Regions from separate parts of the Homo sapiens genome. Here regions 2, 3, 4, 5, 6 and 7 are each linked to region 1. A link is an interaction called in ENCODE POLR2A ChIA-PET data of the cell type or tissue named here. Cell type or tissue: GM12878. All regions are shown on one strand. Region 1 has its middle 61 kb from the start of CXCR4. Region 2 has its middle 260 kb from the start of CXCR4. Region 3 has its middle 8.9 kb from the start of CXCR4. Region 4 has its middle 89 kb from the start of CXCR4. Region 5 overlaps DARS1-AS1 (DARS1 antisense RNA 1). Region 6 has its middle 140 kb from the start of CXCR4. Region 7 holds the start of CXCR4 (C-X-C motif chemokine receptor 4).

Evidence for each region. Peaks named below come from ENCODE experiments on the same cell type or tissue, not always from the same donor. Only the 100,000 strongest peaks of a DNase experiment are listed, where the experiment ranks them.
Region 2: POLR2A ChIA-PET joins it to region 1 with 17 read pairs; 3 of 35 experiments call an interaction of 5 or more read pairs at or near these places.
Region 3: POLR2A ChIA-PET joins it to region 1 with 23 read pairs; 5 of 35 experiments call an interaction of 5 or more read pairs at or near these places.
Region 4: POLR2A ChIA-PET joins it to region 1 with 11 read pairs; 4 of 35 experiments call an interaction of 5 or more read pairs at or near these places.
Region 5: POLR2A ChIA-PET joins it to region 1 with 10 read pairs; 10 of 35 experiments call an interaction of 5 or more read pairs at or near these places.
Region 6: POLR2A ChIA-PET joins it to region 1 with 18 read pairs; 2 of 35 experiments call an interaction of 5 or more read pairs at or near these places.
Region 7: POLR2A ChIA-PET joins it to region 1 with 14 read pairs; 6 of 35 experiments call an interaction of 5 or more read pairs at or near these places.

The regions. Positions count from the first base shown.
Region 1 is chr2:136,054,861-136,058,860 of GRCh38, reverse strand. No RefSeq gene overlaps it. Among named protein-coding and RNA genes, the nearest start is that of CXCR4, 61 kb to the left of the region's middle. In GM12878, no CTCF peak of the experiment used is centred here; DNase peaks (open chromatin) are centred at 1,291, 1,660 and 2,400; H3K4me3 peaks cover 833 bases; H3K27ac peaks cover 1,972 bases.
Region 2 is chr2:136,377,330-136,381,329 of GRCh38, reverse strand. No RefSeq gene overlaps it. Among named protein-coding and RNA genes, the nearest start is that of CXCR4, 260 kb to the right of the region's middle. In GM12878, a CTCF peak has its summit at 2,375 (motif pointing right); a DNase peak (open chromatin) is centred at 2,476.
Region 3 is chr2:136,107,209-136,111,208 of GRCh38, reverse strand. No RefSeq gene overlaps it. Among named protein-coding and RNA genes, the nearest start is that of CXCR4, 8.9 kb to the left of the region's middle. In GM12878, no CTCF peak of the experiment used is centred here; no DNase peak of the experiment used is centred here.
Region 4 is chr2:136,204,659-136,208,658 of GRCh38, reverse strand. No RefSeq gene overlaps it. Among named protein-coding and RNA genes, the nearest start is that of CXCR4, 89 kb to the right of the region's middle. In GM12878, no CTCF peak of the experiment used is centred here; DNase peaks (open chromatin) are centred at 1,228 and 1,818.
Region 5 is chr2:136,003,107-136,007,106 of GRCh38, reverse strand. All of the region lies in intron 3 of DARS1-AS1 (DARS1 antisense RNA 1), which reads right to left. Among named protein-coding and RNA genes, the nearest start is that of DARS1, 19 kb to the right of the region's middle. In GM12878, no CTCF peak of the experiment used is centred here; no DNase peak of the experiment used is centred here.
Region 6 is chr2:136,253,295-136,257,294 of GRCh38, reverse strand. No RefSeq gene overlaps it. Among named protein-coding and RNA genes, the nearest start is that of CXCR4, 140 kb to the right of the region's middle. In GM12878, CTCF peaks have their summits at 1,047 and 3,769; a DNase peak (open chromatin) is centred at 2,392.
Region 7 is chr2:136,115,141-136,119,140 of GRCh38, reverse strand. CXCR4 (C-X-C motif chemokine receptor 4) reads left to right here and starts at 992. Exons shown (of 2, transcript NM_003467.3): 1 at 992-1,095; 2 at 3,229-4,000. The coding sequence starts at 1,081. RefSeq lists an enhancer at 2,001-2,070 and a silencer at 2,201-2,370. In GM12878, a CTCF peak has its summit at 1,352; a DNase peak (open chromatin) is centred at 2,069; H3K4me3 peaks cover 3,317 bases; H3K27ac peaks cover 403 bases.

The DNA of each region.
Region 1 (4,000 bases):
CTGGCTCTATTTTGCATAGAAAGAAACTGAGGAAGAGAGAGAGATGGGTAAGCAACTGATCAGGATCAGCCAAGGCACGGCCTCTCATATTTTTATTGAATAAAAGTAAATCAATAAGTAACAATTTGTACATTTCCAAAAATGTCCTTTTCAACTTTTTCTCAAGCAAGTTTAAGATGTCATTTGGAATTCATGATTAAAGAATTGGAAGCCAGCTATTTTAAGGGAGCAACTCAAATTGAGTGCATTGAGATGGCAAAACAGCCAAAGGGTGATCCTGAATTAGTTTATATGACTGTAAAATGCAAAACAGTAAAGCCTGTTATCTAAAGGAAAAGATAAAAGGCAAAGGCAGAGTCAAAGATAGCAGATTTCAGCAGTCATAGATTTCTCTCTCTGGAAAGCACAGCTGTTTTTTGTATCTGCCAACCTAATGGAACTCCTCAAATGACTTTTGTTGAAAGCCCACAGGTCCTGGCAGGGCATACAAGAACTTGAGAACACATGGATTCTTTCTTTCAGGACCTTACATTTTAAAAAGGATTCACCATGAGAACTCAATGGAAAACTGATCTGGTGAAGGGGGAAAGACAAGCTTTAAAGCATGCTTCCACAGGTCCTAACATTTCAGCCAGGGAGCACAGCCCCTAGTCAGTCTGTGCAACAGGGGAAACAGGGACATAAATAAGTCTATATATACTAAAATGCTACTATCAATTTTAGTATTTATGGGTGGCATCAGCACTGACAATGGTCATTGCTATAGTTTGAACATTTGTCCCCTCCAAAACTCATGTTAAAATTTAATTGCAATTGTAACAGTATTAAGAGGTGGGTGCTTTAAGAGGGGATTAGGCCATGAGGGCTCTGCCCTCCTGAATGAATTAGTGCCATTGTCATGGGAGTAGGTTCCTTATAAAAGGAGAAGTTCAGCTCTATTTTGCACATCTTCCTCTTTCTTTCTCTCTCTATCCTTCCCTCCCTCACTGCCTCCCTCTCTTTGCCCTTTCACCATGGATAATGCAGCAAGAAGGCCCTTACCGGATGCCAGCCCCTCAATAATGGAATTTTCAGCCCCTAGAACCAAAAGCCAATAAATATCTATTCATTATGAATCACCCAATCTGTGGTATTTCTTTTGTAGCTGTACAAAACAGACTAAATCAGTCATCTAATTAGTCGATAAGCATTTGGTAGGACCCACTGGACTCATTGCTAGTTACAGATTTGCCAGCACGGTAGAGCTATTCCTACAGTCTTGCAACTCAGGGGACCTTATTCCTCTACAGAAACCAAGTTCTAGTTGCATGTTGACCCAAGTCAGCATCAGGTAGATGGCCAGCTGGGCTAACAAGTCATCTGACAAGCTCTTATACAATCAACACATTGCCTCCTACTTGCCTTCCCATCTCCGAGGCAACAGGGGTAGACCTGAAACTGGCTGCCAAGTGCCCCCACTGTCAGCCTCTGCCCTTTTGTGACATTTTCCTCATCTCCACCTTTGTCTCACTCCCTCAATGCTTCTACCCACACTTATCCACTGCTGTCCCTAGTGTTGACACTCATACTGATCAAGGCCACCCTTGAAATTTCATTTTTACTAGATTTTGTGTCTGCTGTGACACTGGGGCGCAGATATATCACCCTCAGAAGACCTGTGAATAGTCGCTACAAAGTGTGCTGGCTGAGATGAAAGGAAAAATGGAGTTAGCATTTACCGAAACTGGTCAGGCTGAAGTGGAAATCCCCAAAGAGACAGATGCAAAACATTCTACTGTTTCTAGAAGGGATGAAGAGATCTGTGGAACCAAAGTGGGGGTAGGGAGCAGGAATATAGTGTAAAGTTAGCTATATGGTGAGAGGAAAATGAGCTGAAGGCTACATTTCTTTAGATGAAAAATAAAATTTTTCAAACATGCAGAATAGCAAAGGAAATAATCTAATAGTGCCCAGATTAAATAAATGTTAGTATTATGCCTTTTTGCTCTCTTTTATTTTAAAAAATAAGATGTTACAGATCTAATTGAAGCTCCCTTGTAATCCTTCTGATTTCATTCCCCCCACCACCCCCTGCCAAGTGCAGATCACTTTCAAATAGAATGAGAGCTACTGAGTCATCATATTGGGATTATTTTTTATAGACTTTCATTGGTTTTTGCTTCACATCAAATATTAAAAAGCTTTGTTAAACAACTACCAATTGGTTAAAAAAAAACGGTTTAAAATAAAGCAAATTCTATTTCTTATATACCACACCGTGCTCAAATGAACCAAACCTGGTTTATGTAACACTTCTTAGAAAAGGTGACTCATTTTACAACCGAAAAGAAATGGAGCTTTAGCATGTCTTCTCCTACATATCACCCGTTATGCCTCGGAAAAGAATCTGCCCCTCTGGGACCCATTTCTGAAATTTACCACTTACAACACACACTTCACATGTGGTCTGTGTCACTTCTGTAGCTAACTAGCATCTTGTCCTAAGAACATTTCTCAGTGTATAAGTCAGCAGGGGTTGGTCTAAGCACTTTGTGTATATTAACTCATTTAATCTTTACAACAACCTAGTGAGGTGGATACAGTTACTATACCCATTTTATAGATGAGAAAACTCATCTGCAGAACTTACTGGTCATTGTATTTTTGTGAAGGAATCATGTGGCTGCCAAGAGTTCTTGTGTGCAGAGTAAACTGTAGCCCTTCCTATTTTATGTTATTGCACTATGTTAATTACTGGGTCTTTAAATAGCCTGAGACTTCTAACCATCCAGGCATTGTGTTAATGCTTGGCTGTATTGTAGCTACTTCCTTGACTTTCTTCAAATACAGAGTTTTCATTTCTTCATAGAGAACACACTAGAAAATTAATGTTTCATAAGGTCTAGATCGCCCATTTTTCACAAAGAAGTATGTTAGTTACTCACCTTTTTGAGCCGAAGGAGGGGCTGGGGCTCTAGAGAAGGTATTTACCCACTGGCACTCAGCAGCAGCAGGACACAAGTCATATGGATGCAGCGGGAGAGGAAGGAAGGATGGTGTCCCTTCAGCCATGGCGCCTCTCTGTCCTCTCCCTTTCATTCTACCTCTGGCCATCCTTCCCTCCCCAACTGGCCTGGCCAACCCATAATCATTCTTCATGGCTCAGATTAACCCCACATCTCCAGGGAAGCCCTCCTGGGCAATTATAGCCCACATTGGTTCTTCATCACATTGGCCTTAATGCTGTGTAATTATTTCATTTCCTTCCTTCTTCTTCTATTTTTTTTTTTTCTTTTTTTTTTTTTTTTGAGATGGGGTTGTACTCTGTCACTCAGGCTGGAATGCAGTGGTACAATCATGGCTTACTGCAGCCTTGACCTCCTAGGCTTAAGCAATCCTCTTGCCTCAGCCTCCCAAGTAGCTGGGACTACTATGTGTGCCACCATACCCAGCTAATTTTTAAATATTTTTTATAGAGACTCTGTGATCTTCCTATGTTGCCTCAGCTGGTCTCGAACTCCTGGACTCAAGTGATCTTCCCACTTCAGCCTCCCAAAGTGTTGAGATTATAGGCATGAACCACTGTGCCTGGCCTTTCTTTCTTCTTTTCTTCTTTTCTCCCTTTCTTCCTTTCTTCTTTCCTTCTCTCCTTTCTTTCTTTCCTTCTATTTTTCTCTTCCTTTCTTTCCTTTTTTCTTTTTCTTTTTTTCCTTTCTTTCAGTGACTGGCCAATGAACGCCTAAAGGTTAGAGATAATATCTTATACTTATGTATACCTAGTAACCACCACCACAAAAATCACTGGGGTGCTGGTTATTTCCTGTTTTAAGGCTATGGAGGGGAGCATGTGGAGGGGACTGGATGTAGAAAGAGAGGTTATCATCATGGTGCCCTACCCAACCCACCCAGAAGAGGAAGACGGTGTTGCTTTGGAACTGTATGGCTACTCAGCCTTCTTCCAGCCACAGGCGGGGCAATACTCCTTCCTTCCACTCCAAGCAAGAAATAATATGGACATGTA
Region 2 (4,000 bases), 320 kb before region 1:
AACCTCTCCTGGCCCCAGCCCTCTGAAGCTGGAGACTTAAGAATAGCTGCTATAGGGGGCCAGACATGATAGCTCAAACCTGTAATCCCAGCACTTTGGGAGGCCAAGGTGGGAGGGGATTACTTGATGTCGGGAGTTTGAGACCAGCCTGACCAACATGGAGAAACCCTGTCTCTACTAAAAATGCAAAAATTAGCTAGGCATGGTGGCGCATGCCTGTAATCCCAGCTATTCAGGAGGCTGAGGCAGGAGAATCGCTTGAACCTGAGAAGCAGAGGTTGTGGTGAGCCAAGATCATGCCATTGCACTCCAATCTGGGCAACAAGAACGAAACTCCATCTCAAAAAAGAAAGAAAGAAAGAAAAGCTGCTATATATCAAGCATCTACTCTGTGCCTTGCCGGCCATTTTTACTTGACCCCTAAAACCACTCCATGCAGTAGGTTGCATTGTCCCAGATTTACAGGTTTTAAAAAATGAGATCCAGGCTGGGCACAGTGGCTCACGCCTGTAATCCCAGCACTTTGGGGGGCCGAGGCAGGTGGATCACTTGAGGCCAGGAGTTCGAGACCAGCCTGGGAAACATGGCAAAACCTCATTTTTACCAAAAAAATATGAAAATTAGCCAGGCGTGGTGGTGTGCATCTTTGTCCCAGCAACTTGGGAGGCTGAGGTGGGAGGATTACTGGAGCCCGGAAAGTCAAGGCTGCAGTGAGCTGTGATCGCACCACTCACTCTAGCCTGGGTGACAAAGCGAGACCCTGTCTCAAAAAACTAAATACATAATAAAAACGAGAGCCAGAGAATAAATAACTTCCTGACTCCAAAGCTTTGCGTATTTGCCACTACAATTGGCTGCCTCCCTGATTCTCTTGGTGAGACTTAAGATTTTGCAAAGCAAAACCCAGCTCTTACCTTCCCACCCGATGCAGGCTAGAGGTTCGATCAGGGAGCCATTTATATTCAGCAGATAGTAGAGCCTGCGTACGATGTACAAGCAAACATTTGTATTCTAATCTGTGATTAGAGTTCTACTTCCAGCTCTGGAGTTCTTACTATATAATTGTGCCCACAAATCCAGTTTGATTTGCTGTTCTGCTTATTTATTCTTTGCATTGGAATTGTTTAGAGTCATTGGACTAACCAAAATTTTTAAATGGCAAATTAAACAAGAGGTGAATGTGCTAGCGTTGGAGCCATATTGATCCAATAGAACACGAAACAGGTCTTTTAATGTATGGATGAAATCTCCAAAGCTATTGACAATTTTCTGCCATGCTTTTTAATCATCACATGCTTGCTCTGGCTTTTGAATTGCCTAACCTTTGGGTGGTAAAATCACAGCATGTTATTTTAATCTCTTTATAATGGACTAGAGTTCACTTCAAATAAACATGTCTCCCTGTGCCCTTGGTAGGAGGCAGGCAGGGTTGAGAGGCAGGGAGTGTTGAGAAGCAGGCTCGTAGCCACATGGATTCCCCAAAAAGCCTGAACTGCACTCTCCATCTGAAAACCACATGGGCTTCTGGGCCTGCTGCTCTTATCTCTAACACTGGGTTCCCAAAACACAGTCCCTGGAGCAGCAGCAGCAGCATCACCTGAGAAACTGTTAGAAACGCAAATTCCCAGTCCCTTACTCAGACCAACCCCCATGTCATGCCATACAGTGGCTTACCAATAGTATTCACACAATAAATATGTATGGCTTACTGAGTTCCTAACACAGGAAAAGGGAACAGAACAGCAATGAGTATAATGGAGCACAGAATGGACCTTGGATGTCTTCGCTTCACATTTGCCTGGGGTTGGCTTCTATTCCCCAAGACAGGGGTTCTCTAACTTGAATGTGCATCCGAATCATCTTAAAACACATATTTCTGGGCTTCACCTCCAGAGTTTCTGACTCAGCAGGTCTAGCTGGGAGCCAAGAATGTGCATTTTAACAAGTTTCCAGGTGATGCTGATGCTGCTGGCACACCTCACTTAGAAAGCCACTGCCCCAGAGGCAGGAGTCACCTGTCTCCAATTTCTGCCTCTTTTTCTGGCCTTGGATACTATACATATTTTTAAGGCCTTCCCTCTCCAAACTTCTCAAAACTTGGCTCAAAAGATTATCTAAAGGCTGGTCCAAAAATTACTAAAACCAGAAGAAGAATGGATGTATTCTCTTTAAAGAAACAGACAGGACTCTGTCTTAATAAGAGAGCAGTTACTTATTCAAGAGCTAGGAAAGGAGGGATGGCACTGTTGTTAGGGATTCATGGTCAATTTTTTTCTTCCATGCAGGTAGAGAACATGGGTTCTTGATGTCTGGTTTCTTTTTGTAAGGTTGCTCCAAGGTCCCTGGTAGGCTTTAGGGTTTGCCCAGCCACAAGATGGCAGTACTCAGCCAGCATTCACATGAAATGCAATACTGGCCCCCAGACTCCTCTTGCTCTTCAGATGATACCCAGAGCAGTGAACTGATGCATTTGATGCAACCAAAATAGGCTCATTTTCCTCCTGGGAAACCTGGCATTGAAGAAATTCTCCATCTAGTAAACTCAGACCCGGGAACAATGACCCTAAACAAGATTACATGCATGCCATTTAGTGTCTAAAGACAGAGCCGTTTCCCACACTCAAATGAGGAAACAAGAGGCTAACTGGTCATATGGTACCAACAAGACAATGAGGCAGAATAATAAATCTGTGGGCCTCCCCAAATATCTGTGAATATGTGGCCATCTCAGTTACAAGGCAACTAATGGTGACCTAAAAATAGATATCCATTGAAAGATGCATTAAAAATGTTATATCCTAAGCAAAGTGGAAAGTTGCCTCAAAATATATTCTCTGATGGTTAGTCAAAACACGTTGTATTATAAATAAATAGCAAGCATCATTTTCCCATGTCAAACGTGGCGACTCATGGTTTGTGAGCTACAATAGTACTTACTAGCAATAAGCATCTGTGAAATGAAGGGGCTCCCAACACATCCAGAATGTATGGTGGCACAATGAGAATTCAGAAAATGCCATTCTCCCCTCTCTGCTCAATCTCCCACCGCTGTCATCTTTACTACAGGCTTGATCTGAATTTAAATACATAAGATTTGGGCTCCACCCACATACTTTCCACCCAAGTATCTCAGAAACTGATACTCATGATTCCCGCAATTCCAATGAAACTGTGGTTTTGTGCTGAGATTATCTGAATAATTGCTTCCATTTTTCTTGGCCTTATAGACAGAACCCCTAAATTTTGTAAGACCCTTTTCTTCATCTACTGTTCACTAGACCAGTTGTTTCCACGCTCAGCTGATCAACAGAATCACCCACGGTCTTATTTTGGTTTTTAAAGTACAGATGCCATATCACCTTCCACCTACTGATTTTAAAATTTTGGAAAGGAGGTGGCAGAGCTAGAAAGTGGTGTTGGTTTCTAGCATATGTGTAGGAATAGTAACCCAACTGAGGGGGTTCCAATGAGGTTTAGAAACAGCTGCACTAGGCAACACTGCTTTTCAGACCTCAGAGCACTTTCTCACCATATTCAGAATGTCCCATGGGAGCAGTAGGAGGGAAATCTTAAAACTCTCCAGGCTCTTCTTTACAGAGAAGGGATAGCAAGAGACGTGCCCACAGTCCGAGAGACTCATACAGGCAGATTCAAACTTAAGTCCTCTATTACTAGTTCATCCTGTTCTAGCCTTTAGAATTTTCTCACTTTCAGCAGGGCCCAGTGGCTCTCATGCCTGTAATCCCAATGTTTTGGGAGGCTCAGCCAGGAAGATGGCTTGAGGCCAAGAGTTCAAGACCAGCACCCGCTTAGGCAACATAGCAAGACCCTGCCATTTAAAAAAAAAATTTTGCCAGATGTAGTAGTGCACACCTGTAGTCCTAGCTACTCAGAAGGCTGAGGCAGGAGGATTGCTTGAGCCCAGGAGGTTGATGCTGTAGCGAGCTATGATCACGCCACTGCACTCCAGCCTGATAGCAGAGCAAAGATCTCATCTCTA
Region 3 (4,000 bases), 52 kb before region 1:
CCAGACACAAAATTTGCTGGTGTCTTGATCTTGGACTTCCAAGCCTTCAGAACTGTGAGACATAAGTTTATGTTATTTACATGCCAGCCAGTCTATGGTATTTCATTATAGTAGCCAGAACCGACTAAGACAGTATCACTGGACAGGGTTCCAGGGTGAGTCTCACTTCAATGCACTCTACTCATTCCCACCTTACCGAACCCCCACAATTATCTTCTACATTCATTTCAATGTTACTTTGTCATCGTGACATCTTTCTCTTTGCCTGTTTTCTTCTCTCACTGGAGTATCAGCTTCTCAAGGGCAGGGACACTGTCATTTCTTCTTTGTTCCCTGATGAGCTGCCACAGGCTGTGCTAGGAAGCCATCCTACAAAGAAAAATAAATGGTAAAATGCTGGGGATTCTAATTATCATCAAATATCTGTCTCTCTAAAGCCAACGATGTTTACTCATTTAATCCTCACCACTGCCTGTGACTCAATTTGGAACACTTCCCATTTTTCTCCTTTTATTTAAAAAATGAGTGATGAGGTACCAGCCTATTGTTCCACTGTCTGAAACTGGCTTGGATTAATTTAAATCAATTTTATCAAGTCCAACAATTAAAATCTTCTAAAACCTTCTGAAAATCCTTCTTTCAACTGAAAATTCCAGCTGGCTGCAGGCTGAGTTGAGGGATCCCCAATGTGAAGAAGTCACAGAAGGGACAGAGTTTTTCAAAATCAAACAAATAAAGGTGCTCAACCAAACTACACCAGGTGCTGTGTGTTTATCTGGCAGAGCCAGTCCACTATTAAGTTGATTTACATATTACAGTTCAATTAACCAGAACCCAACTCATCAACACTCTTAATTAAAGGGAATTACTTCCTCGTATTTGACTCTGTCTGAAGAAAAGTAATGTATATTGAAATTCCAGGCACTCTCATATGTAAGATGCAAGAGTCCCAGCAATATTGCTAGCTCCATTTTCAGGCGAGGGCACAGGCAAAGTTTAACTACAAATAAAGGGGTTAATGTTCTTTCTACTACACACACTATAAATGTGAAAACAGGACAACCAATTTCTAGGAGATGTCCTCACATTCTCAACATATTCAGTCCAAACTTCCCTATCTTTTCTATTTCTAGGTCAAGTCCTATGTGATAGCAATAACAGTTAACATTGACCTTGAGGGTTTACTACACACCAAGGGGCTTTGACTATTTAATCTTCGTAACAGCCCTACACAGTAAGTATTATTATTTGCCTATTTTACAGATGGGGAAACTGAAGCATAGAACAAAGCTTAAAATTGGCCCAATGTCACATGTTTTATAAGTGATAAAGCCTGGGTTTGAACCCAGGTCATCTGACACCAGAGTGTGCCTTCCTAAGCACTACAGGAACTTTATTATTTGCCTTAATGTTAGCCAATATTCAGGAAAATAACTATGAAGTCAAAAACATCCTTCATGCTCTTCAGTACTCTTCAGGGTTGAAGACCGGACACTCACCTGATTGTCCTTTTGTAAGTGACAAAGCAGACACTGACATTCTAGAAAGATTTGCACTATTTGTGGTTGAAATAAAATGGGTTTCAAGTTAACTTGATACACTGTGCCTGGCGTATAGTAGGAGCTTCATATTTTGTGGAATAAGCAAATGAATCAACACCCATAAATTCCTATTCCTGGGAGCACACAAAATTCTCTAAGTTTTTTTGTTGTTGTTGTCGTTGTTTTTTGAGACAGGGTCTCAACTCTGACAGTTAGGCTGGAGTGCAGTGGCGCAAACATGGCTCACTGCAGCCTCGACCTCCTGGGCTCAAGCAATTCTCCCACTTCAGCCTCTGGTGTATTTGGGACCACAGGTGTGCACCACCAGGCTCGGGTTATTTGTTTTGTTTTGTTTTGTAGAGACGGGAGTCTCAGCATCTTACCCAGACTGGTCTCAAACTCCTATACTCAAGTGATCCTCCCACCTCAGCCTCCCAAAACGCTGGAATTACAGCCATGAGCCACCACACCCGGCCCTAAGTATTCTGATTAATGTTCCTGTGTATGACTTGACTTCCTTCCTTCGTTCCTTCATTCTTTCACAGTCATTCACTTACTGAATCATTTACTGAACACCACTCTGGACCAGGCAAGTATGAAAGCTGCTCACGGTAGAGTGGAAGATGTAGTCCTTTGATGTTCTAGACATGCTGGAAAATTAGCTAAAGACCTCGCAGACTTTCCAATGTCCAACATTTTAAGAAATCCAAGATTCCACCCACCCACCCAATTTTCCCTCAGTCTTGCTCCCACTCATTCCCCATTTAAGGGGTATCATATCCCAGCCCACCTCACGAGCTGGGTGTCAGGCCCCCAATCCTGATCGTCCTTCCTGCTTTACCAGCCCAAAGGAAGCTGTTCACGTCATGAAGATAAGAGCAAAAGTCCTGCCAAGCCGTAGGATATGGGAAAAAGCCCTGGTGGTAGTTTTTTGGCCTTCTGTTCACAGAAGACAACTTGTTAGGCTCCTGGGATTGAAGAAGGAAATCAAGACCATCATCTTGGACCACATCCCACTTCCTTTGGCAAGCCTACTCTGTTTCTATCAGTCCAAGTGAGCTTTTCCATCCTAAATTCTTAGCACATGAAGTCTGAGACATGGGAAGATCCCACACATAAAAGGCTTTTGAAAAGTTAAAAGAAGCTATTGTAAATGGCATTATCTTCTTTTTAAATTTGTAAACATTGTTTTCTCAACAAATTCAATGTCTTAAGCACCAAGACCTTTGCAGTCTAACATAGTTAATTAATAGATACTTCATTTGATTAAAAAACAATCAGATTCCATAAGGCTGTGCCAATGTTGGCTAAAATTATATAAGGTTAGCTCAGTTGTTTAGGACTTGAGGTTTCCAAAGCCAAAATCAAGGGTGCCAGTCCCCCTGGGCCATTTTTAAAGTAAGCTATACCTGAATGTAAGCTCTGTGAATGTAAAGACTATGTAGGTCTGTTTTGTTCATAGCTGTATTTCCAGTGTCTAGAACATTGGTCCCAAGCTTTTTCTGTAAAGGGCCAGGTAGCAAATACTTTAGGCTACCTAGAGGGCCATGTAGTTTCCAGCACAACCACTCAACTCTGCCATGGTAACAAGAAAATGCATAAAAAAGTGAGTGTGGCTGTTGTGTCCCAATAAAATTGTATCTGTGGACATTGAAATTTAAATTTCATGAAATTTTCATGTGTCATGAGATATTCTCCTTTTGATTTTTTTTCAATCACTAAAACATGTAAAAACCATTCTTTGCTTCTCTGCTATTAAAAACAAAAACAGGTGGCAGGCCAGATCTGACCTGCAGGCTGTGGTTTACCAACCCCTGGTCTAGAATATGCTTAAGCGATAGTAGAAATTTTATAAAAATGAACAAGTGAAACTCGAAATATAAGAAAGTTTACTCTTTAAGCTTCAGGCACTGAAAGCCCCAGAGAACTAGTGACTTTATTCACATAAATGTGATACCTACCACTTATAAGGCACCTTTACTATTGACAAAATGCTTTCACAGGTAACCCTCAATGTGGGTCTGGGTACTGGTTTGCCATATTGCTTGGCAAAATCTTGCTTCTTTACTGGGTCTTTTATTTTAGAAAGAACAATCTGGGGTAAGAGAGTTGCTTTTTTTTAATCCACCTTTGTGCAGCTGTGTCACTTTCATCTCCCAGAGTGCTGATAAAGGTGGCATCTCCTTCTCTTATAACTCCCTGAAGCTACAGCAGTGATGTCTCACTAATGAAAGTTGTTGAGGTGCGCTGACTAACCTTTGTCTGGTGTGAGCAACATCAGCTTTGCTCCTCCAAAGTGATAATCACCAATCACAACTTTTGGCAGTGACTACACAGACAGTCCGTAAATAGGACAAAAGAAAAAGCCATAATCCATGGCAATGAATAGTGTTTCATGGCCACAAGCTGAGCCACAAAAGCCTAAGAAAAATCAATGGTGCAGAAAGCGTTTTTGGACC
Region 4 (4,000 bases), 150 kb before region 1:
TCTATTCCAAAGAGCCTGGATTCCACTCTGGAATGAAATGGTGGTTCTGCCTTGGGAAAACTGGCCCAAACTCAAATAGACTAACTGGTGACAGAAAGGCCATTTAGCCTGAATATTTAATTAGACATTGGGAGTAGACATCTCTCCGGTGTCTGCTGAGCTCGCCACAACCCCCTTTTCTTCCCAACACAGTTCACATGGTTGGGCTTCCAATAGCCCTTCTGGTGGTTAGACCAACTATGGACACCTGACCCACGGACAGCCAATCAGATTGCCTCCCTCAGGAACTGGGGTTGGCAGGTCAATTTCCCCCTAAAACTGAAATCCTAATGTGTTTGTGGGCTGCTCTGGGTTAAAATGGAAAATGCATACTCACTTTCCATTCATTCTTTCTAGTCTTTGAACTTTAAAATGTGAGGTGTTCATTCTCACAGAACCTCAATTGCCTACGTGTATCTGCCCAACAGAACTTACCATTTCTCCTCAAGGTAGGAATGGGGGTGAAAAAATACCAGTTGTGTAACCCCCATTTGGTACCAGAAGAGCTTCCTTGCTGGTTTTCCTGGCTTGGAGGCATGGTGTGGGAGCTTAGGCACATAGACCAGCCTAGAAGGTGAGCTTGAAGATAGCATTAAAGGTAACCACCTGAACTGATGATTCAGAGCTAGAAAGCCCGTACCATTTAATTAGCTCCCTTTGCACTGGCCTCAGTGGCATCTGAATAACATGATCTTGGCACTTACTGCAAGTTGTGAGGCTAATGAGGCTTATCTCTACAGCACTTATATGGACTTTGAAGGCCAGGGCAGTGCAGTGAGGAACAGAGGGGAGTTGTGGAAAGATTATGTAACAGGGCCTCTGGGCTATAAGGCTGCATGGTCAGCCCTATGGACCAAAGAAGAGACTGTTGATCTGCTGATAGGGTGATGACACCCCAGCTTTGCTTTTTATTAGCTGTTCTATTACCGGCAACCACAGCATCCATAGTTAAAATCTAATCTGAATGCTCCTTGAGAATCCTTGGGCGCAGAGGTTCAGAAGAGAGGCTGACAAGCCTTGTGTCTTGTGAACTACTCTGTCCCCACAGCAATGCCCAGACATCTGCGCCACAGCCTGCTCTGACTTCCCTTTTTCTGTGCTTCAAGCAGCCTTTTCCATTCTTTGCACTAAACAAAGTTTGCTATCACTCGCCTCCCTCGATGGTTTCAGGAGGAGAGCTGTTGGTATGTGTGCTCACTTGTGACCTGGTGCTCAAAGCAGTGAACTAGAGAAACAGCCTGGTGGGTGGAGTGTCTAAAAGGAAATCGGGACTCAAGATAAGGAGGAGCAGCCCACTGATGAGCTAGGTGCCCTTGGGCAAGTCCCTTAACTTCTCTGACTTTCTCTTAACTCCTCTGTAAAACAAGCAGAGAGGATAAGGTGATTTTCAAGACCCTATGACTACATGGTGTGATTTCCCTTGCTCCTTCCTCCTGCAATGCCTCCTGTGTCCTGAACAGTTCCTGTGAAAATTACTTCTAGGAAAGGTATTTGCCCCTCCAAAGCCTTTTCCAGATGCTGCTTGCCTGAAAGGGAGCAAGCTCTGATTGGGATTCACCCCACACTTTTTTCCTCTAACACCAGAAATGCTCATTTGTATTGATGACTTGAAGACTGGAAGCCTGTGTTGCTCTGGCGATAGACAGTTGAGTTTATTGGAAGTGAACACCAGGCTTTCAATTCACATCAGTCTGGGTCCTCGGATTTGCATGATTGCACATTCAGAGACAGGCACCTGCACTCGGGGCATCCTTGGCTGCCCACACGTTCCACTGAGCCAACCCCAGCTGCTACAAGCTGCCTGTTTAAACAAGGCCTGCTGGGAGTTGAGCAGGGCTGCTGAGGTGAAACAGTGTGTTAGTGGTTGAGGCTGTTCGCACAGAAGAGTCCCCTCTGTTGACCAAGCCTTTCTGGTAGCTCCTGGGACAGCTGCAAAGGGTGTGCGACCCTAAGGAGCCTCCTCCCTCGTGGGCTGGAGCATCTGCTAAGGCCTGTTCTTCATTCCTACTCAGCATCAGAGTGAGTCCTACCATGCTCAGCTCCTCCACTAGGGAAACCTCCCTGGACCTCAGTCCAAATTCAGAACCTCCTTCATGAAGATTTCATAGTAGCAGACAATCCATAGTTAATGTCAGGGTTTAAGTCCCAACGTTACATTGACTAGCTGTGTAACCCAACGGCTTTTGGAGCCTGTTTCCTCAATTGTAAATGAGGATAATAATATTGCCTACATGGTTGGGCTGCTGAGGATTAAATTAATTAATACATGTTAAACACTTAGAACAGGCCTGGGATGTGGAAAATGCTCACGAAATCTTAGTCATTATTTTGTCATTAATTTGGTTGAGAGAGGTCAGATGTAGAAAGCACCTGGAAAAAGACAATTTAAGTTCATCGTTGAAACGCAGTAATCTTATTTAAGTATCAAAATGTTCCTTGTAAGCAAGATGGAATTGTTTAACTGTGACACTGGGTACTATAAACTGCAAAGTAATCTCTCATGAAATTTTAGAGTTTGAAGATTAAAATGCACTACTTAGAATGCAGTCTGGGGAAAGGGTAGAAGAATGGGAAGAAGGTCTTCTCCTTTAACCAGGTCTGGTAGACCACCCCTCAAGCTTTCTAGTCTCCCTCCCCATGGAATGACTTGCCCCCTTGCTCAGCTCCAAGCAAGAAAACTGAAGAACCGGGAAGTGAAATGATTTTTTGCTGATCTGCGATTCAAGACCAGGTTCATCTGGATCAAAAATCCTTTGCTGATTCTGCCTCTCCATCCAGTCAAGCACTGTGCCAGGCAGACACTCTGGAGGAAACACAGATGTATGACACAGCCCCAAACCCAAGTGTCAGCACTCTGACAGGAGTGCCTAATATTACACAGAAGTTCCGGAATACAGTTGAGAAAACCTCTCAGCAATTGAGAGAGAAAGAGAAAATTAGATGATCAAAGCAAGAGATCCAATATCCAACAAACAGGAATTCTAGCAAAAAAGAGAGAGAATGAAAGAGAGGAAACCATTAAAGAAATTGAATAAAGTTCCTCAGACCTGAAGGACATGAGCTTCCTGAATGAAAAGGATCTGCTAAGGATATAGAACTGTAAGTGGCAGGGAATCCGTCATCATGAAATTGTATATAATCAGGGATGAAGAGAAGATTCTAAAGGCTTCCAGAGAAGGAAAATAAGATAAAAAGGATGAGGCCAGGATGGCACCAGAGTTCTCACCAGCAACACTGGAAACTCGAAGAAAATGGAGCAACACTCCCAAAGTTCTGAGTGAAAACTATTCCCCAGCTAGATTTTAATATCAAGACAAAGTCAATTGAGTGTGAAAGTTTAAAAAGTCATTTTCCAAAAAAAAAGTGAAGTTTTCAAAACATTTACTTCCCATGTACCCTTTTTCAGGAAGTAGTAGATGTGTTCCATCAAAATAAGGGAGTAACCCAGTGGTGTGCTGTAGCTGGCTCAGGCCAGCACCCAAGATTATCTCTTTTCAACTCTGAGTTTAGTGACATCACATTGGTCACTTAAAACCAGCCATGATGGGACTATTGATACCACAGAAATCAGCAAACACTACGAACTAGGGCTTCCCATCCCCCTCAACCCTCCCTGACCCCCAGGTGGTTGTTACATGTACCAGCACACCACTGGGATAAACCAAGAAAGAGAAAGATAAAGGATCTGCTATGGTCTGAATGTTTGTGTTTCTCCAAAATTCGTATGCTGAAACCCAGTCCCCCAGTGTGTTGTTATTAAGAGGTGGAGCCCTCATAAATGGGATTAGTGTCCTTATAAAAGAGGCCTGAGGAAGGTTTTTTGCCTCTTTTGCCCTTCTGCCATGTGAGAACACATAGAAGGTGCCATCCATGAGGAATGGGCCCCCATTAGACACCAAATCTGTTTGTGCCTTGATCTTGAACTTCCCAGCCCGCAGAACTGTGAGCAATAAATTCCTAT
Region 5 (4,000 bases), 52 kb after region 1:
GAATGAGGGAGGAAAAATAGCAATGAAAGTTTATGGGCATTAAAATGAGAAAAGTTAAAACTCGGGGTTTAGGAAAGGGATTGGGAAGGAGGTGACAGTTCAGACTTCTTCAGTAACTTTTTTCCTTAAAACAATACGTGTGTAACAGTGGTTTATGTTCCTTGCAGACATCTGAGATCATTCTTGGACGAATGAAGAGAGGATTTCAACAGGTGGAGCAGGAAGGGGAAAGCACAGGATTCCAGGAGGAGGGAAAAACATAGGCATTGATGTGTGTTGACTAGTATTTCTGTCATCTCAGGAATTTGCCCTTAGTAAGAATCCTCAAGTGCCTTAAAGTTAGGACCTTAGGAAATTGTGTTCTCTTTCAGGCTAGCCAAGGCTAATTAACATTTTTGGGGTCCAGTGATTTCTTATAATGTTTCCTGGTTCCATAATGTATACAAAATTGAGGTATTAAATTATTAAATGATGATAAAACACTATGCTGCTTTAGGGGAAGGAGTACAGATGTCTGCAATTCACTTCGAAAGGCATCCAGGAAATAAGGTGATAGAAGGATGGATAGAGGGATAGTTAGAAAATAAACAAGTTTAATAAAATATTAACAGTAGAATCCAGGAAATGCATATACAGCTGTGTCTTGTAAAAATCCTTTCAACTTTGCTGTGTGTTTGAATTTTTTCACAATAAAATGGGGGTGGGGATGTTCTGCTTCTACAGGTCATGTGATTCTGAGCAAATCTCTGCTTAGCTCCCCTCGGCTTCACTTTGCCATTACTTTTAAGGACAAAAACTGCAATTACTTCTGCACCAACCTAATGGTTAATCTGCAAGGTCCTGTCCAGTTCCCAAATTCTCTCTTATTCCCTCTTCTCAGACAGGGAACACAGGGGTTACTACCACAGAGAAGCAGTCCTCTAACCTACCATGACTTAGCTCTGCTAATAAAGGTAGTTAATCTTCCTTATGGTGTGGCAGGGATGACCTAACTTGGACCCAGACAGTGTCAAACTGCTGTCTGTGGTTCTAGAGCAGGTGCCAGGCGAGTCAGACCTTGAAATTTGTTTTGAAACTGACCACCTGTTACTGTAATTGTGTGGCTGTTTTCCTGGCTTATGGGATTTTATTTCAGCTGTTGTTCTCAGGCGAGAGTTTATTTCCTCTAGGAATCACTCAGTTCACTTGCCCTAAACTTAGAATTTGAGTGTAGGGATCTTCCGGAGACTGAGTCAACTATGCAAATCTGAATCTTCTGTCAAAAATCCTGAAGTTACCTACAGACTTGAGTAACAACTTTTAAGGGAAAAAGTGAGAATCCTCTTTCAAGTCTTTTGTTACAGATAAAACATCTTCTGAATTTTGCAGGGAGAAGGAGCTAAAGGATTAAATTTATGGTTGCTCCTCATTTTTGTTCCTGGCTAACAGACAGCATTGTGCTGAGTCAGCACTTTCCTGGCACTCACCACCTTGCTGAAAATTCTCATGCCCAAAAAACTTTACTGCAAGCTACAACTTAACAAAGAATAAGTCAATTTTTCCCTGATAGTTAGAAGAGAATGCCACAATTTTGGAACTAGAGTGGACCTTAGTGATTAACTAGTTCAATCCTTCATATTAGAATTGAAGCAAGTAAAGTTCTGTGACATTATTATAAAGAGACTTGATCAAGATCATAAATCTTGTTCAGGGCTGAGATAGAAATCTCCTTATGTTGCAGAATGCACTCGTATAAAGGGAAAAATAATAAAAGCAGCTTAAAAAGCTGTGCTTATGAATATCAAGTTATTTTCTAAAAAAAAAAAAAAAAAAAAAAGCTATGGTGTTCTAGTTTCCTATTGCCGCCTAACAAACCACCACAAAACAGAGTGGCTTCAAACAACAATTTATTATTCCCTGCCATGGTTCTGTGAGAGAGGATAATACTAGGCTCCTGCAGGCAGTTCTTGCTCGGGGTGAGCAGTGTGGTTGCATCAGATGGTAGCTGGGGCTGGGCATCTAGGATGGCTTCTTCACCACATGTCTGATGCCTGAACTGGGGATGGCTGGAACAACGGGGGGCTGGCCAGATGTCTCTCCAAGTGGACAGCTTGGGCTTCATACAGGAAAGAACACTTGAGCAGAATCATGAAAAACAAGTGGGAGTTTGCCATACACAGGAGATGGGAAAAGGAAAATCAATAGAACAGACACAGCATGTACAAAGGCATGGAAGCAGAAAACATCACCGAGAAGGGAAAGCAGCTTTAGACTGGGAGTGAGAATGCAGTGCCTCCTCCCTCGAAAAGAGCCCACAATGGAGGTAATCCTAATGGGGAGAAGAAAGTTGTTGAGGCCAGGCGCGGTGGCTCACACCTGTAATCCCAGCACTTTGAGAGGCCCAGACAGGCAGATCACCTGAGGTCAGGAGTTCGAGACCAGCCTGGCTAACATGGTGAAACTCTGTCTCTACTAAAAATACAAAAATTAGCCATGCGTGGTGGTGCATGCCTGTAGTCCCAGCTACTAGGGAGGCTGAGGCAGGAGAATCGCTTGAACCTGGGAGGCAGAGGTTGCAGTGAGCCAAGATCATGCCACTGCCCTCCAGCCTGGGCAACAGAGCAAGACCCTGTCTCGAAAAAAAAAAAAGCTGTTGAATATTTCAAGGGAAAGCTGAAGGAAAATAATGTTCCTAAGTGAGTACCATCTTGGGGTGAAGTTCCCCTTCATTATTTGAAACTTCACAGTTTTGTTAGAAATTGAAGCTTCTGCTGGGTAGCAACTGAACTCCCTGAAGCTCTCTTCTTTTGAATTTTTCACTGCTGGAGAGAAGGGTCCTTTCTGTCTTGTGAAGTTAATAGAAACTTTCCCAGACCTAACATTGACAAAGATGTGTCATGTGTCTCAGAAATTAAAATGGAAAACTCTTTTTTAAAAAAGTGAAAGCAATTTGACAGCACTGAAGCATAGAGCCAAAAGGAAGGAAGAGGAGAAATGAGGTCAACTAGAAGCACCGACAAAGGGACCATTTTGGAAGCCATCATGACAACCCAAGCAAGAGATGATGAGGGCTTGAACTGGAGTTGAGTAGAGATGAAGGAAGGGGTGGTGATTTGAGAGCAATCTAAGGAGTACAATGAAATGACTGGTTAGCTATCCAGAGACAGGATGGAAGGAATCCAGAAACTGCCTGGATTCCTGGCTAAGATGACACAGTGGGTGATATATGTAGTCATTCGCTGATAGAGTGTAGCCAGGAAGAAGAATGGATGGGGTGGGAAAGAAAGTAATGAATTTGGACATACTAAGATGAAGATGCCCGCAGGTCATCTAGAAGAGAACTGTTCCATATGCAGTTCAATGTATGGGCCTGGAGCCAGGGAAGCTGGGGCAGGAGAAGAGATTTGGGAGTTACTTGCCCATTTGGAGAAGTATTTTTAAAAGTTACTGTTTTTAGGCCGGGCACAGTGGCTCATGCCTGTAATTCCAGCACTTTGGGAGGCCAAGGCAAGTGGACCCCTTGAGCCCAGGAGTTTGAGACCAGCCTGGGCAACGTAGCAAGACTCAGTCTCTACAAAAAAATGTTTTTTAAAAATTAGCCAGGACTGGGCATGGTGGCTCGCACCCATAATCCCAGCACTTTGGGAGGCTGAGGCAGGTGGATCACCTGAGGTCAGGAGTTTGAGACAAGCCTGGCCAACATGGTGAAATCCCATCTCTACTAAAAATACAAAAATTAGCCTGGCATGGTGGCACGTACCTGTAATCCCAGCTACTTGGGAGGCTGAGGCAGAAGAATCACTTGAACCCGGGAGGCAGAGGTCGCAGTGAGCCGAGATCGCACCATTGCACTGCAGCCTGGGTGACAAGAGTGAGACTCCATCTCAAAAAAAAAAAAAAAAATTAGCCGGGTGTGGTGGTGCACTCCTGTAGTTCTAGCTACTCAGGAGGCTGAGGTGGGAAGATCGCCCCCAGTGGGTGAGGATGCAGTGAGCCAAGATGGTGCCATCGCACTCCAGCC
Region 6 (4,000 bases), 200 kb before region 1:
TGGGAACAACTCAGATTCGTTTCAAGGTGACAGGATTGAAATGAAATTGGATTTAACCAATGGAGAACAAATCAGCTGTTTTGTATACGGCCTGGAGAAGTTCTGTAGAAACAGAGAGTGAGCACACAGAAAAAGTGAAAACGCAGGATCAGAGGTTGGCTGTGTTTACCCATGACTTCCAGGGGAAAGAGAGACAACTGGGTGGACAGAAGCCACAGCAGTAGGGGAGCGTACCCTCTGTGAGGGTCTAACCGAGACCTGCATCTGCCAAGGTTTATGGCTGCAAACTCAGCAACTGACTCTGGACTATTTCAAGAAAACAGTTGGGAATAGCGGGTAGGGGGATGCTCTGTTGGATGGAGTAGTATGGAAAACCACAGAGGATCAATACAGGGACTGGAAACCAGGTTCAGAATAGATGAAAACCTGAAGGTCTTTGTCACAGAAGCTATTGCTCAGCTTCACCTGGGTGCTCTCCCCAGCATAAATAAACTCCAACCATACTTCCAGCATTCAAGACACAAAGTTCTGGGAGAGAGTATGATGGGTTAAGCTGAGGTCACATGCCTACTTCTCAGAGGAAGGCTCTGTTAGGAGGAGCCTTCAACCTTTAACAGAGGAGGGTACATATTGCACCAACCAATCTCCCAAAGCCTGAACATGATGGGAGAGAGAAAGATCCCTAAAAGGGAACTGGGGTGCTCAGTGGGAAAAGTCACTGGGCAGTCAATATCCACAACACAGTCTGAGGAACTCCAGGGTTGTTCTCTGGCCTTTGTCCTGACCCTGTGCTCACCTGGCCACCTTTTCACTTCCAATCCACCGTCCCTGCACTGGGGCAGAGGCTTCTTCCCTGACAGCAGTTGTAAACCTTCCTTTCCAAAAGAAGGAAGATCCCTCACTGTAAGTTAGCAGGATTGTCAATCAGCTAGGACCATGTTTACCTCAAGGCAGAGCTCCTGAGTCAGGTCTTGAGATGCGTGAGGGTGAAAGCCAGCCTCTGACAGACAGCTGGCCTCACCCACGAGCTCCACCTGGCTGCAAGCCTCTCCACGCTGTGGCAGTGACAGGCCCCACACTGCCAGTCTGGATCCAGAAATCTGCCACGAGGTTGACTTTCTTTGGATATACTTTGTGAATTTCCACTTTCATCCATATGAAATTAAAAATCCACCTACAAATTTTTCATCACAAAATAAAGTGTGCCTTTTCCAATCATTCCTGGACCGTCTGTTGCTACTTGAGTGATTTGCCCATCGTGTAATGGAGACTGGTTCCCTGTTACATCACTAACCATAAGCTTGAGGAAGTCAGTCCTATAAATATGCTACTCAGGCACGAATAAACGGGTCAATGACAACAGGTGCTGAGACTTCAGAGTCAGATATACTAAGGCTGCCATGATAATATTTATCTTTTGGATCATATCTAGAGTGAAAGGCCTTTTAACAAACCCTTGATTCGGTTTCCTTATTTTTCAGATGAGGAAACTGAAGCCCAGAAAGGGGAAGTGACTTGCTCAAAATTATCTAGCTCATAAGTGGAAGAACTAAGAAAACCTGATCTCATCCATCCTTTCCATTACATCATTACACTGTCTTTAAAAATCAGAAATTTCATCAACTTTCCAAGTCTCTTAAAATTAGTGAGTGCTCTCATCACTGACCCTTTGTATCCAAACAGGAGATGCTGATGCTGCACTTGCTTCAATATGATACTCAGTGAAAAGCTAATAATTAGCAAACTCAAGAATTGTAGTGCCCTGATAATTCACATTTCTGGTAATCTACTGAAAAAAAAATGGGTGGGCAAGATCTTTTTTAGAAATACATTATTACAAACATTCCTAAGTTGTGTGTGTGTACACGTGTGTGTGTGTGCACGTGTGTGTCAAACAGAAAAAGTAATTTTCCACCGTAGTAAATATCATCAATGTCAGATGCAGCCTCTGAAGTGAGGGCCCTGTCAAATCACATTTCTGCTGCATCACCTTGAGCAAGTTCCTTAACTTATTTGAAGGTCAGTTTCCTCTTCTATGAAATAAATAACCTACCTCAACTTGTTGTTTTCATTAGATAATCCACAGAAAACATTTGGCACAGTGTTTGGCCAATAGCAAGCCCTTGAGTTTTTTAAGTTCTTAAGTTATATTAACATAATGAAACCTTTGGTGTTTGCTTTTTCACAAGGCCCTAAGAACACCTCCCTGATGTTTCAAGGCATAGCACTGGTTCTCAAACTTGGCTTGTTTCGAATCACCTGGGGAGTTTTAAAAAGTGCAGGTGCCAAGGATACACTCCTGAAGATTCTGGCTCAATTAGTTTAAGGTGTACTTGGGACTTTCCCCCATTGTATAAAGCTCCCAGGGGACCTTGTATGCAGTAAAGTTTGAGAACCAGTGATCTACAAAACTGAACCTATAACCAGAGAACAGGCAAGACAAGGACCATCAAGCATTCAAGCTTACAGTCACCGCAACATCACTCCATCTCCCTACCTCATTAAGATCACACTGAGAAAGAACCTGTAGCTGCAGGTTCTTCCCCTGTCCCAGAGATCTCGAGTCTTCTCTTTCCAAAATATTTCAGATAAAAGAGGCCAGGCACAGCAGCTCATGTCTGTAATCTCAGCACTTTGGGAAGCCAAGGCAGGAGGATCTCTTGAGGTCAGGAGTTTGAGACCAGCCTGAGCAACGTGATGACACCCTGTCTCTACTAAAAAATGTAAAAATTAGCTGAGCATGGTGGTGCATGCCTGTAGTCCCAGCTACTCAGCAGGCTGAAGTGGGAGGACGACTTGAGTCCAGGAGTTCAAGGTTACATGGAGCTATGGTCATGCCACTATGTTCTAGCCTGTGTGACAGAGCGAGACCCTGTCTCAAAGAAAAAAAAGAAAGAGACAGAGAGATTAGCCTAAAATTGAACTAACTCCAGACCTTACCTGGTAGGTGATTTTGGAGTGGGGGGAGGGAGGTGGAGGGCATGTCAAATCTTTTCCCATTTTCTCCTACAAGAAGAGTAGCTTGGAAGAAAAAAACCCAGTTCACCAAAAGTACAGAGATGACTGTCCTGGAAATCAAGGGAGTCATTGTTTTATTTGCAATATGGAGTAATGTGTTCTTATTTATTCCTATAATTTTTTTTTTCCTACCTGTTAGTGAGGCCTTGAGTTTGGCTGCATTTTAACAAGACACAAGAGAATCAGAGGAAGCTTTTGACTGGGGCTGGACTTTGTTTTCCAGGCTTGCTGGGATAAAGGGGAATCAGGCATGTGATCTCCTTTTCCAGCTAATTTCACAGAAGACCTGGAAGAGGAAGGCAGCCTGGAGAGTCCCTATGAGGGTACCCACTGGCCCAGATTTTACCCTTTTGCTGGCCTGGCCTGAAGGATCCCAGCATGCTGCCACCAGGCCACTGCAGCTGTTCACGTGCCCCTGTTTGGGGAAGTGAGGCCTGGGAAAGCAACGGCGCAGGGTTATAGTTTGTTCCACATCAACGGAATCTTGACCTGAGAGCTGGCTTCCTCCTCTCAGCATGCTGGTCCTGGCAAGTCCCATCACAAGCCAGCCTTCCCAAAGAGGAACGCCTTACGGTTGGCTCCAGCCCCTCAGCTTCCTCTTTCTTCCCTAGTTCCCTTGCAAGGATGACCCCAGGGCCCCTGGTTCCCAGCAGCTCCAAGATGGTGAGAATCTGAAGTATGGCAGAACAGAACTGGGACCAATGGCCTGAAGCCAGCAGGAGGCTGATTTCAACTCAAGTAAACAATAACTTCCCAAGAGTCCCATCTGGGGGCAGTCTCAGTAGTTAGAGATCCACATCAGGGCAGGTGTTTACACAGGGCCATAGAAGAGATTCTGAAACCAGATGAAGTTTGACCAGTTGTTCTCAAAGATCCTGTCCCCACCAGAAAGTACATGTCTATGAATCTTCAAGTTAGCATCAATTCCCCAAGACAGAAATAGGAGTAAGAAATCATTTTCTTACTGTTTCAAACTTGTAAA
Region 7 (4,000 bases), 60 kb before region 1:
AGACCTGGGTTCAAGCCCGGCTTGGAATCCCTGCCCATCCCTGGCATTTCATCTCTCCGGGCTTATTTGCTGGTTTCTCCGAATGCGGGCCTTGTCTGGTTCACGCTGGATCCCCAACGCCTAGAACAGTGCGTGGCACGCAGTTCGTCCTTCTATAAATATCGGACTAAATGCATCTCTGTGATGGTAATACCCACACGGTGTTGTGAGAATGAATGAGTGATTCTGTGCAAGTTCCTAGTGATCTGTTACAAAAAGTACTGGTCGCTAAATTACTCTTATAATAAAGCATACTTTTAGGATAATAAAGCACTATTCGCGAATTGGTTACCGCTATTATGAAATTACTGAGCAATACATATCTACATCTGATCAGTCTCCAGAATTATGCCAAATCCTACCTTCTTCTGAAAGTATCTCCTAATTATCTGCACCTGACCCTAGTGATGCTGTGAATGTGCAAGTATAGCTACATCCTCCGAAGGAAGGATCTTTACTCCTTTTACCTCCTGAATGGGCTGCGTCTGCTGAAAGCGCGGGGAATGGCGTTGGAAGCTTGGCCCTACTTCCAGCATTGCCGCCTACTGGTTGGGTTACTCCAGCAAGTCACTCCCCTTCCCTGGGCCTCAGTGTCTCTACTGTAGCATTCCCAGGTCTGGAATTCCATCCACTTTAGCAAGGATGGACGCGCCACAGAGAGACGCGTTCCTAGCCCGCGCTTCCCACCTGTCTTCAGGCGCATCCCGCTTCCCTCAAACTTAGGAAATGCCTCTGGGAGGTCCTGTCCGGCTCCGGACTCACTACCGACCACCCGCAAACAGCAGGGTCCCCTGGGCTTCCCAAGCCGCGCACCTCTCCGCCCCGCCCCTGCGCCCTCCTTCCTCGCGTCTGCCCCTCTCCCCCACCCCGCCTTCTCCCTCCCCGCCCCAGCGGCGCATGCGCCGCGCTCGGAGCGTGTTTTTATAAAAGTCCGGCCGCGGCCAGAAACTTCAGTTTGTTGGCTGCGGCAGCAGGTAGCAAAGTGACGCCGAGGGCCTGAGTGCTCCAGTAGCCACCGCATCTGGAGAACCAGCGGTTACCATGGAGGGGATCAGTGTAAGTCCAGTTTCAACCTGCTTTGTCATAAATGTACAAACGTTTGAACTTAGAGCGCAGCCCCTCTCCGAGCGGGCAGAAGCGGCCAGGACATTGGAGGTACCCGTACTCCAAAAAAGGGTCACCGAAAGGAGTTTTCTTGACCATGCCTATATAGTGCGGGTGGGTGGGGGGGGAGCAGGATTGGAATCTTTTTCTCTGTGAGTCGAGGAGAAACGACTGGAAAGAGCGTTCCAGTGGCTGCATGTGTCTCCCCCTTGAGTCCCGCCGCGCGCGGCGGCTTGCACGCTGTTTGCAAACGTAAGAACATTCTGTGCACAAGTGCAGAGAAGGCGTGCGCGCTGCCTCGGGACTCAGACCACCGGTCTCTTCCTTGGGGAAGCGGGGATGTCTTGGAGCGAGTTACATTGTCTGAATTTAGAGGCGGAGGGCGGCGTGCCTGGGCTGAGTTCCCAGGAGGAGATTGCGCCCGCTTTAACTTCGGGGTTAAGCGCCTGGTGACTGTTCTTGACACTGGGTGCGTGTTTGTTAAACTCTGTGCGGCCGACGGAGCTGTGCCAGTCTCCCAGCACAGTAGGCAGAGGGCGGGAGAGGCGGGTGGACCCACCGCGCCGATCCTCTGAGGGGATCGAGTGGTGGCAGCAGCTAGGAGTTGATCCGCCCGCGCGCTTTGGGTTTGAGGGGGAAAACCTTCCCGCCGTCCGAAGCGCGCCTCTTCCCCACGGCCGCGAGTGGGTCCTGCAGTTCGAGAGTTTGGGGTCGTGCAGAGGTCAGCGGAGTGGTTTGACCTCCCCTTTGACACCGCGCAGCTGCCAGCCCTGAGATTTGCGCTCCGGGGATAGGAGCGGGTACGGGGTGAGGGGCGGGGGCGGTTAAGACCGCACCTGGGCTGCCAGGTCGCCGCCGCGAAGACTGGCAGGTGCAAGTGGGGAAACCGTTTGGCTCTCTCCGAGTCCAGTTGTGATGTTTAACCGTCGGTGGTTTCCAGAAACCTTTTGAAACCCTCTTGCTAGGGAGTTTTTGGTTTCCTGCAGCGGCGCGCAATTCAAAGACGCTCGCGGCGGAGCCGCCCAGTCGCTCCCCAGCACCCTGTGGGACAGAGCCTGGCGTGTCGCCCAGCGGAGCCCCTGCAGCGCTGCTTGCGGGCGGTTGGCGTGGGTGTAGTGGGCAGCCGCGGCGGCCCGGGGCTGGACGACCCGGCCCCCCGCGTGCCCACCGCCTGGAGGCTTCCAGCTGCCCACCTCCGGCCGGGTTAACTGGATCAGTGGCGGGGTAATGGGAAGCCACCCGGGAGAGTGAGGAAATGAAACTTGGGGCGAGGACCACGGGTGCAGACCCCGTTACCTTCTCCACCCAGGAAAATGCCCCGCTCCCTAACGTCCCAAACGCGCCAAGTGATAAACACGAGGATGGCAAGAGACCCACACACCGGAGGAGCGCCCGCTTGGGGGAGGAGGTGCCGTTTGTTCATTTTCTGACACTCCCGCCCAATATACCCCAAGCACCGAAGGGCCTTCGTTTTAAGACCGCATTCTCTTTACCCACTACAAGTTGCTTGAAGCCCAGAATGGTTTGTATTTAGGCAGGCGTGGGAAAATTAAGTTTTTGCGCTTTAGGAGAATGAGTCTTTGCAACGCCCCCGCCCTCCCCCCGTGATCCTCCCTTCTCCCCTCTTCCCTCCCTGGGCGAAAAACTTCTTACAAAAAGTTAATCACTGCCCCTCCTAGCAGCACCCACCCCACCCCCCACGCCGCCTGGGAGTGGCCTCTTTGTGTGTATTTTTTTTTTCCTCCTAAGGAAGGTTTTTTTTCTTCCCTCTAGTGGGCGGGGCAGAGGAGTTAGCCAAGATGTGACTTTGAAACCCTCAGCGTCTCAGTGCCCTTTTGTTCTAAACAAAGAATTTTGTAATTGGTTCTACCAAAGAAGGATATAATGAAGTCACTATGGGAAAAGATGGGGAGGAGAGTTGTAGGATTCTACATTAATTCTCTTGTGCCCTTAGCCCACTACTTCAGAATTTCCTGAAGAAAGCAAGCCTGAATTGGTTTTTTAAATTGCTTTAAAAATTTTTTTTAACTGGGTTAATGCTTGCTGAATTGGAAGTGAATGTCCATTCCTTTGCCTCTTTTGCAGATATACACTTCAGATAACTACACCGAGGAAATGGGCTCAGGGGACTATGACTCCATGAAGGAACCCTGTTTCCGTGAAGAAAATGCTAATTTCAATAAAATCTTCCTGCCCACCATCTACTCCATCATCTTCTTAACTGGCATTGTGGGCAATGGATTGGTCATCCTGGTCATGGGTTACCAGAAGAAACTGAGAAGCATGACGGACAAGTACAGGCTGCACCTGTCAGTGGCCGACCTCCTCTTTGTCATCACGCTTCCCTTCTGGGCAGTTGATGCCGTGGCAAACTGGTACTTTGGGAACTTCCTATGCAAGGCAGTCCATGTCATCTACACAGTCAACCTCTACAGCAGTGTCCTCATCCTGGCCTTCATCAGTCTGGACCGCTACCTGGCCATCGTCCACGCCACCAACAGTCAGAGGCCAAGGAAGCTGTTGGCTGAAAAGGTGGTCTATGTTGGCGTCTGGATCCCTGCCCTCCTGCTGACTATTCCCGACTTCATCTTTGCCAACGTCAGTGAGGCAGATGACAGATATATCTGTGACCGCTTCTACCCCAATGACTTGTGGGTGGTTGTGTTCCAGTTTCAGCACATCATGGTTGGCCTTATCCTGCCTGGTATTGTCATCCTGTCCTGCTATTGCATTATCATCTCCAAGCTGTCACACTCCAAGGGCCACCAGAAGCGCAAGGCCCTCAAGACCACAGTCATCCTCATCCTGGCTTTCTTCGCCTGTTGGCTGCCTTACTACATTGGGATCAGCATCGACT